Regions from separate parts of the Homo sapiens genome. Here region 2 is linked to region 1. The links are chromatin loops, found by intact Hi-C in ENCODE. Cell type or tissue: sigmoid colon. All regions are shown on one strand.

What was found. A loop is a pair of places that touch in the nucleus more often than their neighbours do. Peaks named below come from ENCODE experiments on the same cell type or tissue, not always from the same donor. Only the 100,000 strongest peaks of a DNase experiment are listed, where the experiment ranks them.
Region 2: it touches region 1 in a loop (6-fold over the local background); 5 of 110 quality-filtered maps call a loop at or near these places.

What each region holds. Positions count from the first base shown.
Region 1 is chr9:88,385,221-88,393,220 of GRCh38, reverse strand. SPIN1 (spindlin 1) reads right to left here and starts at 4,777. Exons shown (of 6, transcript NM_006717.3): 1 at 4,683-4,777. LOC124902204 (a long non-coding RNA gene) reads left to right here and starts at 4,022. Exons shown (of 2, transcript XR_007061652.1): 1 at 4,022-4,109; 2 at 5,104-8,000. RefSeq lists a silencer at 4,125-5,024 and an enhancer at 5,102-5,961. In sigmoid colon, a CTCF peak has its summit at 4,420; DNase peaks (open chromatin) are centred at 4,030, 4,500, 4,790, 5,370 and 1 weaker place; H3K4me3 peaks cover 2,706 bases; H3K27ac peaks cover 2,142 bases.
Region 2 is chr9:87,680,057-87,688,056 of GRCh38, reverse strand. DAPK1 (death associated protein kinase 1) reads right to left here. Exons shown (of 26, transcript NM_004938.4): 20 at 6,431-6,653; 21 at 1,318-1,506. Among named protein-coding and RNA genes, the nearest start is that of CTSL, 42 kb to the left of the region's middle. In sigmoid colon, a CTCF peak has its summit at 3,282 (motif pointing left); DNase peaks (open chromatin) are centred at 1,703, 3,304 and 4,078; H3K27ac peaks cover 882 bases.

The sequences.
Region 1 (8,000 bases):
ATGTATTCTCTCACCATTTGGATAAAATAATATTTACATTGAGTAAATTCTTCCTCCTCCCCTCCCTTCAGGAAAAAAAAAAAAAAAAGCACATTTAACATAACATTAAATATTCTGAGTTCAGACCAATACCCCATGCCTTAAATGACTTCACCAGCTTCTCTAACAGGCTAGACTCTGGAGATTAAAGATCCTACATGGGCAGGTTCCTCCAACTCACCTTTCATACTGTTCTAAAACACAGGTCCAATCCTGCCCCTGCTTTCAATGGTTTCCCTCTGCCTACAAATTCAACACCAACCACCTTAATGTTACATGCAGAATTTAAAAGGTGGCCCCCAAATTCATCCCTAGACAGATCAGCCATAGGAAAGAAACTACAGGTGGTGTAGGCAGTGGTGACATCATCATCAATATCAACTGGGCATTTACTGTACACCAGGAGCCTATGAAACATTTTACTTCATTTAAGCTCACCCCTGATGAGGTAGGTGTTCTCGTCCCCTGCTATACATAAACACACTCACAAAGGAGGATAGATAGAAAATAGTAGCTAGGTAGATAGGTAGAAAAAGAGGGAGGAAGGAAGGAAGGAAGGAAAGAAGGAAGGAAGGAGGGAAGGAAGGAGAAGAGAGGAGAGGAGAGGAGACAGGTAACAAGGGGCTAACTTTTGGCTGGGATTGAAATCCCCGATGGCCTCTTTAACTCCTCTCATGCCTCTGTTCCTGCTTTCCCCTCCATCCAGATGTCTTTCTTCTCCCATTCTGATAATCTATGGAATCACCTTCTCTTCCCAGATACCTTCAGCACAGAATTCCCTCATTATATGCATGTGTATCTCCTCTATCAGACTATAAAGTCTGTAAGGATACATCTGTGTTTATATATTTAGCCAAACACGACTTGTTCTATAAAGGGTTTACGGCAATTTTAAGGTCATGAACAGGCTCCCAGTAAAAACATAATTTAACATTAAATTGGACTGAATACTGATGCACAACTAAGGAAACTGTTTACCTCAACATTAAAAAAATGCTAATAACTACAGCTAAGTTCAAAAGTAGAAAGGAGAAGGAAATCAACATCTACTGGCGTCAGCTGCTGTATTTCAGGAACTGTACTGAGAACTCTATAAATCCATTTCATGTAATTCTCAGAACAGACTTACACCATAGGTTTTATCCCAGTTTATAGGTAAGGAATTCAAGGTTTTAAAAGGCTTTGCGGGTTGGCTCTTTCACCAATATTTGCTGGAGTTTGGGTTTTCAGGCTCTTTCTGGGTCATAGATTTCTTTCCAGGATACCTTGTAGCAATTTGAGAGCTGGCATCACTTCCCGCTGGGTCCCAAAGATGCAGGAAGAGCTTAGTACTGTTGACTAGACCGCGGATGGACCCACCACAAAAGTTTAACCCAACCTTGACCCCAGAATCTTCACAAATGCTCAGTGAAGAAAATCCCCAGGACGACTCGGGCCTCTCTTCTGCTCAGAGATGTCAATAAAGAACTTCAGTAGCGTGACTTTCAACCCTAGTACCAAATTCCCTTCCCTTCTACCAGAAGATTCATCCCAACAACTGGATAGAAGAGAAACGACCTTCCAGGACATCAGAGATGGCTTGCCTCAGGAGTAGAAGTAAGAACGCTGCTACCTATGCAGAAAGGAAGTATGGCAAAATTGAGATACCTGTTACTCAACAGATGTTCTTGGCTTGAAAAACTAGTAGACACTGGGCCAAAGGGAGAGTTCAGAATGAATCAAGAAGGGAACCATTCAAATGTGGCTGCAGTTTCTGTTATCATAGATAGCCTGAGAATGCTACAACAGGGAATCATGACACCAAGCCAATTCAACCATAAACTGTCATTCTTGTACTTTTTTTTTCTTGCTGGTAATTTTATGTATTAGGTTGAGAAAGCTAATCTATGTTAGAAGAGCCTGTATACCAATAATTTTAATAAACAGTTCTGTGATTTTTTTGGGTATATTTTCATTTCTACCATACCACCAATAATTTATCAGAGATCTATGTAGCTTGAATGTATTTGAGTAACTTCAACATACTTCAGCTCTCCTCCCTGATGTGACCCAAAGAGCCAGTAGGTCCTAAGTGTCCTATGTGTGTTAGAAGCCTGAAGTCAGTGAGATGAAGCCCAACCCAAGAGTTCAAGTAAAGCAACTTGTGGGGCAAGAATATAAAGAAAACAGTGGGTAGTTTGGCAAGAGCATAATTATTAAATTTTCTGGTTTTCAAAAATGTGAACTCCAATAAGAGGACCTTCAATGTGCTGTTTTTGCAATTTTCAGTAACAAATGTGTGTACAGAGAAAATAAAACTGACATATTTGAGTAGCTTTAAAAAAAAACTTTTTTTAAAAAAAGGCTGCATGATGAATCAGTTATGTGGCTTTGGACCAGTAAGGAGTCAATTTCAACCCAGACTGTTCTGACTTGGAAGGCCATTGTGATTCCATGTCTAACTCCAGAATATTGTTTTCACAATACCATAACATCTTCTAAACTGAACAAAATACTTGCACGAAATAGTTGATTCTCTTCTTCCAATTTCTTTTCATTCATGGAAAGGGAAAGAAGACACATTGAATTAAGCATCCAACAAATATAAATACAGCATTAACATTTAAATGCTATCTCAGCAAATATTTTAAAGGATAAACCAAAAGAATGTATATCGAATATACTAGAAAAAAGATGCTAGCAATGAAGGAGTGCAACCAGTAACGTTGTAACTATGTGCAATCAGGTAAGTCACTGGAAGTGAAAACCACCTAAACCTCTGGCAGCTAAAACCAAATTAGTAACTCTCATCAATATGATAGCCAAATTTGAGACACTACCCACGAAATGCAGAGGGGCACACATCAGGCACATCAATATTGTGACCCCTCAGTTCACAAGTAAGGGAGACACACAATTATCTGAGATACACTTTAAGGACACCAATGACCAACATATGGCATCGCAATGGCTGTTCCAGGGAACATCCATTTTCACTGTTTCCTGGATTTCAGGCATAGAAAGATGACTGAAGACATATAGTGGCCCTTTTGCCTTGACCCAGTTCATAACCATTGTAAAAGTAACCATTTCACTACTCAAAAGATTATAAAGAAACTATTTTTCCTAAGAATCTAGGATCTACTACCTATAATTCTGGCATACACATTCTTTACAACCTTAATATATAATTATCAAATCTGATAACGAACGTTCTGTAAATTACCAGGTACTACAATATTTTGGTGTTTGCCTTTTAACTAAAGCTGAGGGGGGAGAGTGGGGAGGTTGGAAGAAGCCTCATTTCACCTGCCCTTTCCAAAATTTCACTTCAAAAGAGTGTTAAAAAAAACTCAGTATATCCAGGTATAAATCTCCAAGTTTAATTTTCACTGCTTAACAAAAGCGATGTAGAAAGCAATTACTGTACCCTCCATTAATCCTTTCGGATTGCATGGAATTCCTTCCAGAAAATTCCAATAGAAAAAAAGTTAAGACAGGTAATCGCGTTTTGGTACGTGTGTCGTCTCTGGCACAAGTCATGTAGAGTGAAATCCTTTAAGACATTTAAATGTTCCTGGTATTGTTTTGTGATTAACGTGATAAAATTGCCAAACAATCCATATTTACCATGAGTGAAAACACTTCCACCACGTACGGAAAATCTCTCCAAAACACAAAATCTGATTCAAAAATTATAAGTAAAAAGAGAATAAATGTAAAAACAATTCCATAAACAAACTTTGAAATGCGTATACGATGACATTACTGAAGCCATTACTCAAAACGAACCTCTGTAAAATCGAGAACGCACAATCAATGCAATAAAATGCTCGAGAAAGCCAAACCCGAGGCGCTGCGCAGTTCCCGCATCGCACAATTCGTTTCAACACATTCCTTGACGAATACACCCAAGGTCACTCACGATGGAGAGGAAAAGTGCCTGTCTCTCTCCAGAGCACGCAACCCGTTCGCCGCGCCCCCACGGAGGGCGGCGAAGAGACGGCGCATCAGGAAAGGGGCTGCGCGGGCGCGAGGACTGGCCGGTGGGCGTTCCGGCGCCGCGAACCGCGGAGCCTGCAACTTACAAGGTCCGCGGCCATCCCCCGGGCCTGGGAGGGGTGGCCCCAGGGCAGGCCCGCGTCCCCGGGGTGACCCGACCCGTCGCGCCGGGGTCCCGCCCCTCCCCCCGCCCCGCCCCCGTCGCCGGCCCGGGATTATGCAACGTTCCCCCTCCCCGCCTGCATTCTGGCGCAGCGCCCCCTCCCCGCGCCCGACTGCGCAGCGCCGCCGCCCCCTGCCCGCCGGCCTCCCCGCCCGGCTCCAAACAAAGCGCGCGCTAAGGGGCCGGCGGCGGCCGGGGAACTGGGGACGAGAGGGTGGCGGCCATGTTGGCGGGGGGCGGCGGGGATGGGGGCACGGAGGAGTAGGGGCCGGCGAACAAAGGAGCGCGCGCCCGCCCCGAGGCCCAGGCCCGCCCAGCCCGGGTCCCCGCCGCGGCCCAGCCGGCAGGGGGCGCTATGCGGGCGCCGCCCGCTGGACAATGCTCCGCCGGGCCCCGCGCGGGCCGCGCTCACCTGCGCCCCCGGGCAGACCGCCGCACCGCTGGCCCGCCCGCAGCCCGCACTCCCTCACGACCCACGCCCGCCCTGCGCGGGCCTCACCTGCTGACCGCCGAGGCTGCAGTCCACAGGCCCACGGGTTCCGCCGTCGCTCGTTCGCGCTCCCGCCGGCCCCAGCCTGAGCCAGACGGCGCCTCCCCGCCCCCGCTCCCTCGCCGCGGACGCCGCCCGCCCCCCAACAGTCAGGGCGCACGCGCACTGCGCCCGCCGAACTGCGACGGCCGCGCCGCCCCGGCGCCTGGCGCCGACGGCCGACTGCGCAGGCGCAGTGGGGCGGGGCGGGGCCGGCGAGGGCGGGGCCTGGCCCCTCTCACCTGGCTGGCGGCAGGGCGGGGCTCGAGCCCGGGACTGCCAGGTGCGCGCCGGGAATGGGCGGCGGCAGGCGCGCGGGGCACAGGTTCCTGAGGGGGCGCAGCTTTTCCTGGAAGGCAGGCAGCCTGAGAAGGGCTTCGTTTTTGCGCAGTAGGACGTTGAAGAAAGGACAAGCCCCCTTTGTCCTGGACGTAAGCCGCAAGTCGTCCTGAGTGGTGCACACCGCGAAGACTGAGGAAACTGGATCACAGGGCTGGGCCGTGAGCCTTGAACCTCGGAGAACGTCGCATTACTGCTCCAGCGCGCCGGTTCAGGGCCGCGGGACGCGAGCCCTTTAAAAGGATGGATTTGCTTCCTGTGACTCCCTGGAAGAGACGTCTTCACCACCGCACTGCGTAGAGGCCGGCGTCGTCGCCGGCTCACCCCGCTTGCTGCCTCCCCGCACAAAGCCCAGCCCAGGTAGCTCAGGTTAGCTGGAGCCCCGGAGCCTCACCTACAAGTACCTGGCCTGTCCTAGGTTGTGTGGGGACGGGATGTGGCTTCTGCAAGCCCAGAAACCTGTTTCCACTCCCCCACCACAAATGGAACTCACCCAGCTCTACTCGCAAGGTTAGGAGCCAAAAATTCCCATGATCGCACGCGAATTCATTTGACTTCCGTTTCAGTTAAGATGCCTTTTCAGCATTTTGTTGCTTGTTTGCAGAAGGGAGAGAGGTAGGATCAAGAATAGTTTTTACTCCTGCAGAGTCGAGTGCGAGACTTGGAGGCTGAGTCCAGGCGCTCTCCCCTCCCCGCCAGTCCCGTGTCCTGGAGCAGGTCACTGACCTGGTTCCTCGAGTGCGACAGCGCAGCCTCATCGTAATAAACCGCCTCCCAAAGCGTTGTCAGATCAAATTCCAGAACATGTTACTGGAAAGCACCTTGAACACTCTAAACTGCAGCACAGTTATTAGTTAGCAATACTCTTTGGGGTTTCACTGGCACCTTTTCTAACAAATAAGATTGATAGATGCCTGCTCAAACAAATTGAAGTGCTTGTCTCAGATGACACACTTGGCAGGCATGGGACGTTCACAGGCCAACTAGAGAGCTAATTTCAAAACTGAGATATAAAAGTGTATCGCTGTACTTACAAGTTACCAAGTGTTGAGAAATTACTCACTTTCATTTGTGTGTTTAATGTCTTTTTTGTTTTTTTAGACGGAGTCTCACTCTGTTCCCCAGGCTGCAGTGCAGTGGCATGATCTCGGCCCACTGCAACCTCCGCTTCCTGGGTTCAAGCAATCCTCACATTTCAGCCTCCCGAGTAGCTGGGATTACAGGCGCGCACCACCATGTCCAGCTAATTTTTAAAAATATTTTTAGTAGAGACGGGGTTTCGCCATGTTGGCCAGGCCGGTCTCAAACTCCTGGCCTCCAGCAATCCGCTGGCCTCGGCCTCCTGAAGTGCTAGGATTACAGGCGTGAGCCACCGCGCCTGGCCTGTTTAATGTCTTGCAGTGGGGTCATCTCCGAAACAAAGAGGGATGGGAAGAAGGTAGGTGCCAAGAAGTCTGCTGGTTGGAAGATTTCATCTCATTGGCGAGATCCCTGGGTTTCTCCACCTCAGCAGTGTTGGCTTTTGGGATGGGATAATCCTTTCATGTGGGGTCTGTTCCATGCTTTGTAGGATGTTTGACAGCATCCCTGGCCTCCACCCACTAGATGCCAGTAGCACACACACTCCTCCAAAATTCACGGAAAACGTCTTCAAAGTCAAATATGTGGCCCCACCTTCATCTCCATCCCCAACCCCTGATTTAAAATTTGCCACTGGTGATGATCTCATTGGGAGCTATTGAGAATACACAGGACTGTGGTTTACACCTGTAATCCCAACACTTTGGGAGGCTGAGGCTGGAGGATGGCTTGAGCCCAGGAGTTTGAGACCAGCCTGGGCAACATAGCAAGACCCCAACTCTAAAATAAATAAAATTTTAAAAAATTTTAAAAAGGCCAAGAACAGTGGCTCTCACCTGTAATCCCAGCACTTTGGGAGGCCGAGGCAAGTGGATCACTTGAGGTCAGGAGTTTGAGACCAGCCTGGCCAACACAGTGAAACCCCATCTCTGCTAAAAATACAAAAATTAGCGAGGCGTGGTGGTGCACGCCTGTAATCCCAGCTGCTCCAGAGACTGAGGCAGGAGAATCGCTTGAACCCAGGAGGCAGGGTTTGCAGTGAGTCGAGACTGTGCCACTGCACTCCAGCCTGGGTGACGGAGTCAAACTCCATCTCAAAAAAAAATACACAGGATTGTGGCTCATGCCTGTAATACCGGCACTTTGGGAGGCCAAGGTGGTAGGATGGCTTGAGCCCAGGAGTTCAGGACCAGCCTGGGCAACATAGCAAGACCCCAACTGTACAATAAATAAATAAAATTTTTTAAAATGAAACAAAGGCCGGCCAGCTGCAATGGCTCACGCCTGTAATCCCAGCACTTTGGGAGGCCGAGGCAGGCAGATCACTTGAGGTCAGGAGTTCTAGACCAGCCTGGCCAACGTGGTGAAACCCCATTTCTACTAAAAATATAAAAATTAGCCAGCCGTGGTGGCAGGCACCAGTAATCCGAGCTATTTAGGAGGCTGAGGCAGGAGAATCGCTTGAACCCAGGAGGCAGGGGTTACAGTGAGCCGAGATTGCACCACTGCACTCCAGCCTGGACAACAAGAGTGAGACTCCATCTCAAAAAAAAAAAATTAAAAATAAAAGAATGCACAGTCCAGTAATGTCACCCAGCCCTATATCAGTAAAGGTCACACTCTAGAGTGGTACATATCTCAGCTGCATCTAAGGCCTTGCTAATTAGCTCATTAGAATGTCACAAATGGGTTTTTATATTACCCATGTATAGCTGCCAAAAATGTTTAAGTGAATCTAATCAAAGTTGGAAAAAAAAATAAGAAAAATCCAGGTTGGAAGACATTCAGCAAAACAATTTCCCTGCACTACACTCTAAAAAAAGTCAAGCTAGGGAATTGGTCCAGACAGATAACACAACTGGGTTGGTC
Region 2 (8,000 bases), 710 kb after region 1:
GCAATATGACCAGGTAACAAATCTGCACAGGGACCCCTGAATCTAAAATACAAGTTGAAAAAGAAAGGAAAACAAAAATGAGCAAGAACCTGCATAGAAATTTCTTAAAAGAAGACATACAAATGGCCAACAGGTAAATGAGAAAAATGTTCAATATCACTAATCATCCAAGAAATGCAAATCAAAACCACAGTGAGACACCCTCTTACACCAATCAGAATGGCTATTATTAAAAAGACAAAAAAAAAATAGCAGAAGCTGGCAATGATGCAGAGAAAAGAGAATTCTTATATACTGTTGGTAGAAATATAAATTAGTACAGTTATTATGGAAAATAGCATGGAGATTTCTCAAAAAGACTAAAAATTGAGCTAACATATGATCTAGTAATTCCACTACTGTGCATTTTTCCAAAGGAAAGGAAATCAGTATATCAAAGGGATACGTGCACGCCCATGTTTACTTCAGCACTATTCACAATAGCAAAGATACGGAATTGACCTAAGTGTCCATCAAGGAACAAATGAATAAAGAAAACGTGGTATACACATAACAGAACACTATTTATGCACAGACATAAAACAGAATGAAATCACGTCATTTGCAGCAACATGGATAGAACTGGAGGTCATTATGTTAAGTCAAATAACCCAGGCACAGAAAGATAAATACTGCATGTTCTCATTCACATGTGGGAGCTAAAAAAGTTGATTTTATGGAGGTAGGGAGTAGAATGATAGATACCAGAGACTGGGAAGGCTGTGTGTGTGTGTGGAGAGGGGAATGAAGATAGGTTGGTTAATGGGTACAAACATGCAGTTAGATAGAAGAAATACATTCCAGTGTTCAATAGCAGAATAGGGTGACTATAGTTAACAATGCGTTGTATTTTTCAAAATAGCTAGAAGAGAGGACTTGAAATGTTCCCAACACATAGAAATGATAAAAACTCAAAGTGACGGACACCTCACATAATGTGACTTGATCATTACATACACATTCTATACACGCAATGAAATATCACACGTACCCCATAAATATGTACAAATATTATTAATTTACTCCACAGTCATTTATCAAGCACTTACTGTATGCCAAGTGCTTTACTAGGCGCTGACAATACCCCAGTGTTTAATTTCACTGTTTAGGGATGGTAGCCAGCCATGCTTCAGTCCTGGCTCACTCTGAATATCAGTCTGTGTTGGATTTCCTTCTGGAAGTGACAGATACAGCTCAGGACAAGCTCCCTTTAGGGATGACTTACAACCCTGTTGAAGGGAAACCTGAGGTCCTTCCCTTGGGGCAGGCAGGGCATACCATTCAAATAAGCGTTCTGGATGTCGATGGCCTTGGTGGACTGGTCATCGGCCGAGCAGTGCGGGTGGTGGGTCGGGGCCACAAACACCTCCAGCATCCCTTTGGTAAGACCCGGCTCGAACATCATGCTGCGGCTCCTCACACTCACGTTCTCGCAGCCTGGGTACAGGTTGTTGATGCTCACTGAGACTGCAGGATGGAAAGGATCACATGAGTACTCGATGGGGGCAGCGTGTGCCTGTCTCCCTCCCAGGCTGGCCCTGAGGTTTCCTTTTCTGGAGCACGCCTCTGTCCCCACCCCAACTCTGGCTTCAGGCTGAGTGTGTCTGCCCTCACACGTGCAGGGCAGCAGTGTTCCCAGCAAGGCTGTGGGCTTTTCCGCTTGCTCTACCTCCCCACAACCTTTTCTGCCCCGCCCTGTTGCCCGGGTGGCTGGTCCTAGGGATTGTGTCTCTAGGCTGGCTTGCCATGTGATTTCTGCTTAGGGTCAGCCAACGGGAGGCTGTGGAGAGGGTGGGAGGGCAGAGGTCGGGTTTCTTCCCTTCTCACTTCCTGCTACTTTGCTGATACTCGCAGTCTCTGTCTTCCTCCAGCTCCCACTGAGCGACTTCTCTCTCTTGCACATGAGATTATTATTGCAGGTTAAATGGAAAATGATTTCAGACAGTAGCAGGCCATAGCATTAAATAATGCTGAATCACACACTGTGAAAGCTACTCCTTTTTGAAATTCCCTTGAAGGCCTTTCAGTTGTTCTTGCAGCGAGTCTCCACTTGAGGCCTTCCGATTTTAGCATTTCCTCAACACCTGCTCATCTTCCCTTTTAATGAAGAGGGTGTGGGCATTGGCGTTTAGCGGGATTTTATTCACATTGGTTGCTGTTCACTGCATTTATTTTTACTTATGGCAGTGACACTGGGTTCCCATTTATGATAGGGATATTAACTTTCATTTTCAAATCAATGTATTTTAGTACATTTTAAAAAGTGAGTCAGTTTAAAGGAAACATTATGTAAACAATGGTGAACTTGTGGGTGTTGTACGGGAGCTGAATAACAGAGTCTGGGTCCCCTGCGTTTAGGCATAGAGCCTGTGCTTCCTCACTGTCTCAGTTACTCACTGGCCTGCCCTGCTCCCCGTCTCTCCCACCAGGCTTGTGCAGGCAGAAGCTGCCTTTCTGGTCAGGGCTGTGACCCAGGGCCCACAGAGAGTGCTCTGTAAGAACTTGGTGAACGAATTGCATTGGAGAAGGGATTCATTGATCTTAACTGCAGTACCATTGGTTTACCATTAATACAATAGACATTGCGAGGCACTAAAGAAGTGACCATTTCACCTGGGTATCTGACTTTAAAACAGGCGATCCAAACACCAAGGTAATCCCTTACTTAAAGACCAAAGAGTTAAGACTTTGGACATGGATAATGGGGGTATCCAACGGAGGGGATGAGGAGAAGAAAAGTGGATCCTAAGGGCAGGATTAGGTACAGGGAAAGGAGAAAGGGCACTAGGAGGGCAAGATTTATTCTTAAAAACACCAACACATATTCTATTTCTGTAGGAAAGTTGGCAGATAGGAATGTAAATAGAAAACAAAAGCAAAATGATGTAAGTCTTGATGTCAACATAGCTGCCATTTTAGTGTATTTCTCTGCATATTGTTAATCCCAGCCTGCAAAAGCTGCTGGGTTGCCCAAGAATGGGTCTGTCCACTTCCCTGTGACCTGGAATTTGTGTCTGGGTGCCTGCCTGTCAGGAACAAGCCTTCTTTTAGTGGCATGTGGCCCTGTGCTTAATGAGAGCAGACGTTGGTAAATGGCAGTCATTCCTGCTCCTCGGTGACAGTTTTCGTTGGGAGGATAAAAGGTTAGGACAGGCTTTGTACAAGGTGTTATGAAAACAATAATTTCATGGGGAAGCACCGAAATCCCAGGAAATCATTTTTGTTAGCTACTGCCCCCTGGCGGTGTAACGTGACGGCTCCCAGGAGACCCACTTTACCTGGTCACCGGGAATTCCTCCCGCAGGCTCCTCTCCGCGGGAATAGGAATGGCTTCTTCAAATACTCTTCCTGGACATTCATGCCTCCTATGACCTTGGATGTTTTCCTTCCCACAGCTCAACAGCCACAACCCTCAGTGTCCCCACAGCTGAGTGATGTGTGCAACAGAAAACTTCGAGGGGACCCCGTCCGGTCTCCTGGCTGGGAGCTCAGCCTTGGCCTCCAGCGTTCTCAAGAGAACGGCAGTGGAAAAGGGCCAAAATTCTAAAAGCAAACTTCTTGCTGTCTGATGATATAAATGTTGCCATGTAGGCATCTCTCTCATTGAAGGGAAAAGGGCCTGACAATTCTAGGAGAGGTCACTGGTGTCCAGAGCCCTGGCCTGAAAGAGACCCCAGCACGGCCTGCCAGGCACGAGCAGTGCCCCCTGGCAGGTGACAGTGTTGCTGCTTCAGGAACCAGGCCCAGTCCCTGGAGGCATGCTCAGGAGCGGCAGTTCCTCGGGTGTCTAACAAAGCCACGCTGCTCCGTTGGCCCCCAACACACATACCCTCTGCCAAAGTCCAATCTCCCCAGGCCGCCCTCGCGGTGCCCTGTGCTTGTGCCCTGCTCTGCATTTCCCGGGCGCTGTCTGATGCTGATGTACAAGCTGTGAGGGCAGCAAGTGCCTGGTGACCCGCCCAGTCCAGGGATGGGGGCATCTTGTCTGTCTCATCCACCTCCAAGTCCAGCTGCCGAGCTATGCCTCCTGCCCAGGGATCCCTCAGCCACCAGGCTTCAGGGGCAACCACCAGCGCACACTTCCTCCACCAGGGGCAGGCGGCACTGACTGTGGGGGCCCAGGGACCAGGACAGCTGCCTCCTCCCCAGACCCCACGGCTGGGCTGAAAGCAGCTGGTGTGCCTGCACCTTAGGGCTCTCATGCAGAGGGGCTTCTGCCCCCGCGCCAGGACCCCCTCCCCGATCCCTGGCTAAAGATGCTCCCCCCATGGTGGGGCGTGCAGAAAAAGGGTCACCCAGAGCCACCCTTCACCAGGAACCTGCTGCAAAGACCAGACACAGATACTGAGGAGAAGCAAGGCCATGGATACCTCACCTCTGAGGCCAAGGGCAGAGCCACAGGTGACTCCCAGGACTCCACAATGGGGGCTCCTGGGCATCATCTGCACACCCACTTAGGCCTTGCAAACTTTCCAGATCATGAGCTCATGACCTCTCTCTCTCTCTCATATCCCACCCTCCTAACCACAGAGGTTCAGGCTGCAGTGCCCTTAACCACAGCAGGAGCGTGCTGCCTCCCTCTAAGGGAGCAACTGAACCCCACTTAAATCCTCAACTAGAGCAGAAATCACACTGGAGGCCAGGTGCGGTGGCTCACGCCTGTAATCCCAGCACTTTGGGAGGCCGAGGCAGGTGGATCACAAGGTCAGGAGTCTGAGACCAGCCTGGCCAATATGGTGAAACCTCGTCTCTACTAAAAATACAAAAGTTAGCCTGGTGTGGTGGCATGCACCTGTAGTCCCAGCCACCTGGGAGGCTGAGGCAGGAGAATCACTTGAACCCAGGAGGCGGAGGTTGCAGTGAGCCGAGATCACACCACTGCACTCCAGCCTGGGCAACAGAGCGAGACTCCATCTCAAAAAAAAAAAAAAATAAATAAAATAAATTTTTTTCTTTAATAATAAATTAATCTTAACCTTCTGTCACATTTTTTCCATTATCTACTTTTAAATTTTTTAAAGTTTTGACTCTTTTGTAATAACATTTAACTTAATATGCAAAGACAAAAAACAAAAAAATCACACTGGAAAATGGAAAGGTGTGCCTGTGAATTCCTTATGCAGGGTGTTATTGACAAGCACTGGCTCAGGCACCAGATGTTCTGGGATTTGCCACCTGTGCGCCTCAGAGAAGCCAACTGACCCCTCAAGGCTGCAGGGAAATAGCGGTAAAAACACCTCGGAAGCTGTCACTTGGATTAAATGAGGCGTCCTTCAGACCATATTTCTTCCAGTTCCTGGCACACAGTACTCTATAAATATTGACATATGTATCAGCAATATAATAATATGAATTATAACTCTGTTTTGGTTATTCTTTCTTCTCCTCATTTCAATTCTATAGCTGTGTTCAGAGAACAGAAGTTGAAAAGGGAATATAAATCTCAGCCAACTCTCCGCAGCTACCCATGCTCCCCAGCGTCCTCCCTCACTGAGGGGACGTAAGAGAAACACAAACTTTAGCATCAACCTGGGGAACAGACCTGGCTCTTCTGTGACATCATATACAGAGAATGAATCAAGGCACAAAGCACAAAACTGTCCTGGTTTAGGAAACTCTTGGAAGGTCTCTTATCTTTCCACAAACTCACTCGCTCTGTCTAAAGGAGGATTCAGTTGGAATCACACCCAAGATTGCATCATTTTCTCTTGCTCACTGCCAGGTGTTTCGTGACAGCCCCCTAATGTGAATCAATAACCCTGTCTGTGGAAGGCCCGGAAGGCAGCAAACGTTCCCAAGGAGGGTGGATGTGACCAGAGAGACCATCCCTGAAAACCACTAAGGAGCCTCTGGAAACCTCTATCCAACCTTGAACTGAGCAGGATGGTGCTTCCTGGAAATCCCTTTTTGTTGCTCTATGTATCTACAATACTGGGTCTGCCTGTAGCACTCCAGAAAGAAGGATAAGGGTTGAGGACCCTTCTTGGGCTGCTATTGGATCTGTGCTATGCTTGGACTGTTTGAGTTTGAGCTCTTTTTGTCTCTAAGGCCAGAGCCCTGAGTAGAATGCAATGCAATTTGCAACTGTGTCCCCAAAGCTGACTGTGCAAATTCTGCAGTTTGCACATTTATGAGGATGGACCTTTGTGTCTGTGGCTGTGATTTCAGTGAGGCCCTTGTTTTGCTACTGCCAAGTCAGTCTGTTACTGCTGGACAACAGGCAGCACACACAAGGCTACCAGCCAACCTGGACCTGAAAACCACTAAGGCCACAGGGTCCAGTATAGGCCAAGTGACCCAAACACAACTCCCTTCCCCCCTAGACCTTGAAAGGAGAGAGTGCGGAAGCCAACACCTGCTGGAGAGACGGGGCCAGCATGGAGGTTCCTACCTGTGGGCTTAGAAGCCAGGGGTGAAGGTGGGAACCTGCTGGAGTTGGTGGAAGACAGTCTGGGCCGACGCCTTCTGAAAAAGCTCCTCAGCAGCCCACACTTGAGAGATTCTACAAGGGTGGTTTTCCCGGATCCCGAGTGGCCAAACAGCTTGAGCTTAATTCTTGGCTGCAGGTTCTGTGTGGGTCGGAGCTGCTGGATGAAGAGTCCTCGGTGCGTATCCTGAGCATGGATGAGAAAGAGCCAGTGAGTGACAGAAAAAGAGGCAAATAATGATTCTCAAGATTCCTAATCCCCGGTGTGCAGTTTTTACCCATGCTGAAGATATGTTTCTTTTTTTCTTTTTTGAGACGGAGTTTCACTCTTGTTGCCCAGACTGGAGTGCAATGGCACGATCTCAGCTCACCGCAACCTCTGCCTTCTGGGTTCAAGCGATTCTCCTGCCTCAGCCTCCCGAGTAGCTGGGATTACAGGCATGAGCCACCATGCCCAGCTAATTTTGTGTTTTTAGTAGAGACAGGGTTTTTCCATGTTGGTTAGGCTGGTCTCGAACTCCCGACCTCAGGTGATCCGCCCGCCTTGGCCTCCCAAAGTGCTGGGATTACAGGTGTGAGCCACCGTGCCTGGCGGTATGTTTATTTCTATCTCCAATGAAAACTTTGAAAATTCAGGTAAAATTCACATAACATCAAAGTCACCATTTTCAACTGTGAAATTCAGAGGCTTTTAGTGTATTTTCAGTGCTGCAGGACCATCACTGCTGTCTCCTTCCAGAACATTTGTGTCACCCCCAAAAGGAAGCTCTGTACCCGTGAGCAGTCACTTGCCATTCATTCCCCTCTTTGCTCAGCCCCTGGCAACCATAGAGATGTTTTCTGTCTCTAAGAATCTGCCTATTTCCATTGCATTTTGATGCATGACAAGTTGGATGGAGCAACTGTGAAGCCTTCAATGTGTGTGTGTGTGTGTGCGCGTGTGTGTGTGTGTGACCCCCACACTTTATTTAGAAATTTATCAGAAAAACATAATTGGATGGCCCAAATGTCCACTTCATAACTGTAGGTCTGGAATAGGAACCTTATCTTACTGTTAAATAGCTACTAGCACTTTTGATTTAACTTCATGGCAATGTCACCTGTATGTGAGTATTAAAAATATCTACCATCACTTTTGGTTTCAACCACATGACAACCTAAGAAGCCTAGGAACAGACCTACAACAAATCGGGTGCGGTGGCTCACGCCTGTAATCCCAGCACTTTGGGAGGCTGAGGCACATGGATCACCAGGGTCAGGAGATGGAGACCATCCTGGCTAACATGGTGAAACCCCGTCTCTACCGAAAATACAAAAAATTAGCCGGGCGTGGTGGCGGGAGCCTGTAGTCCCAGCTACTCGGGAGGCTGAGGCAGGAGAATGGTGTGAACCTCGGAGGTGGAGCTTGCAGTGAGCGGAGATCACGCCACTGCACTCCAGCCTGGGTGACAAAGTGAGACTCCGTCTCAAAAGAAAAATAAATAAATAAATAAATAAATAAATTTTAAAATATTAATATATTACTAAACACATA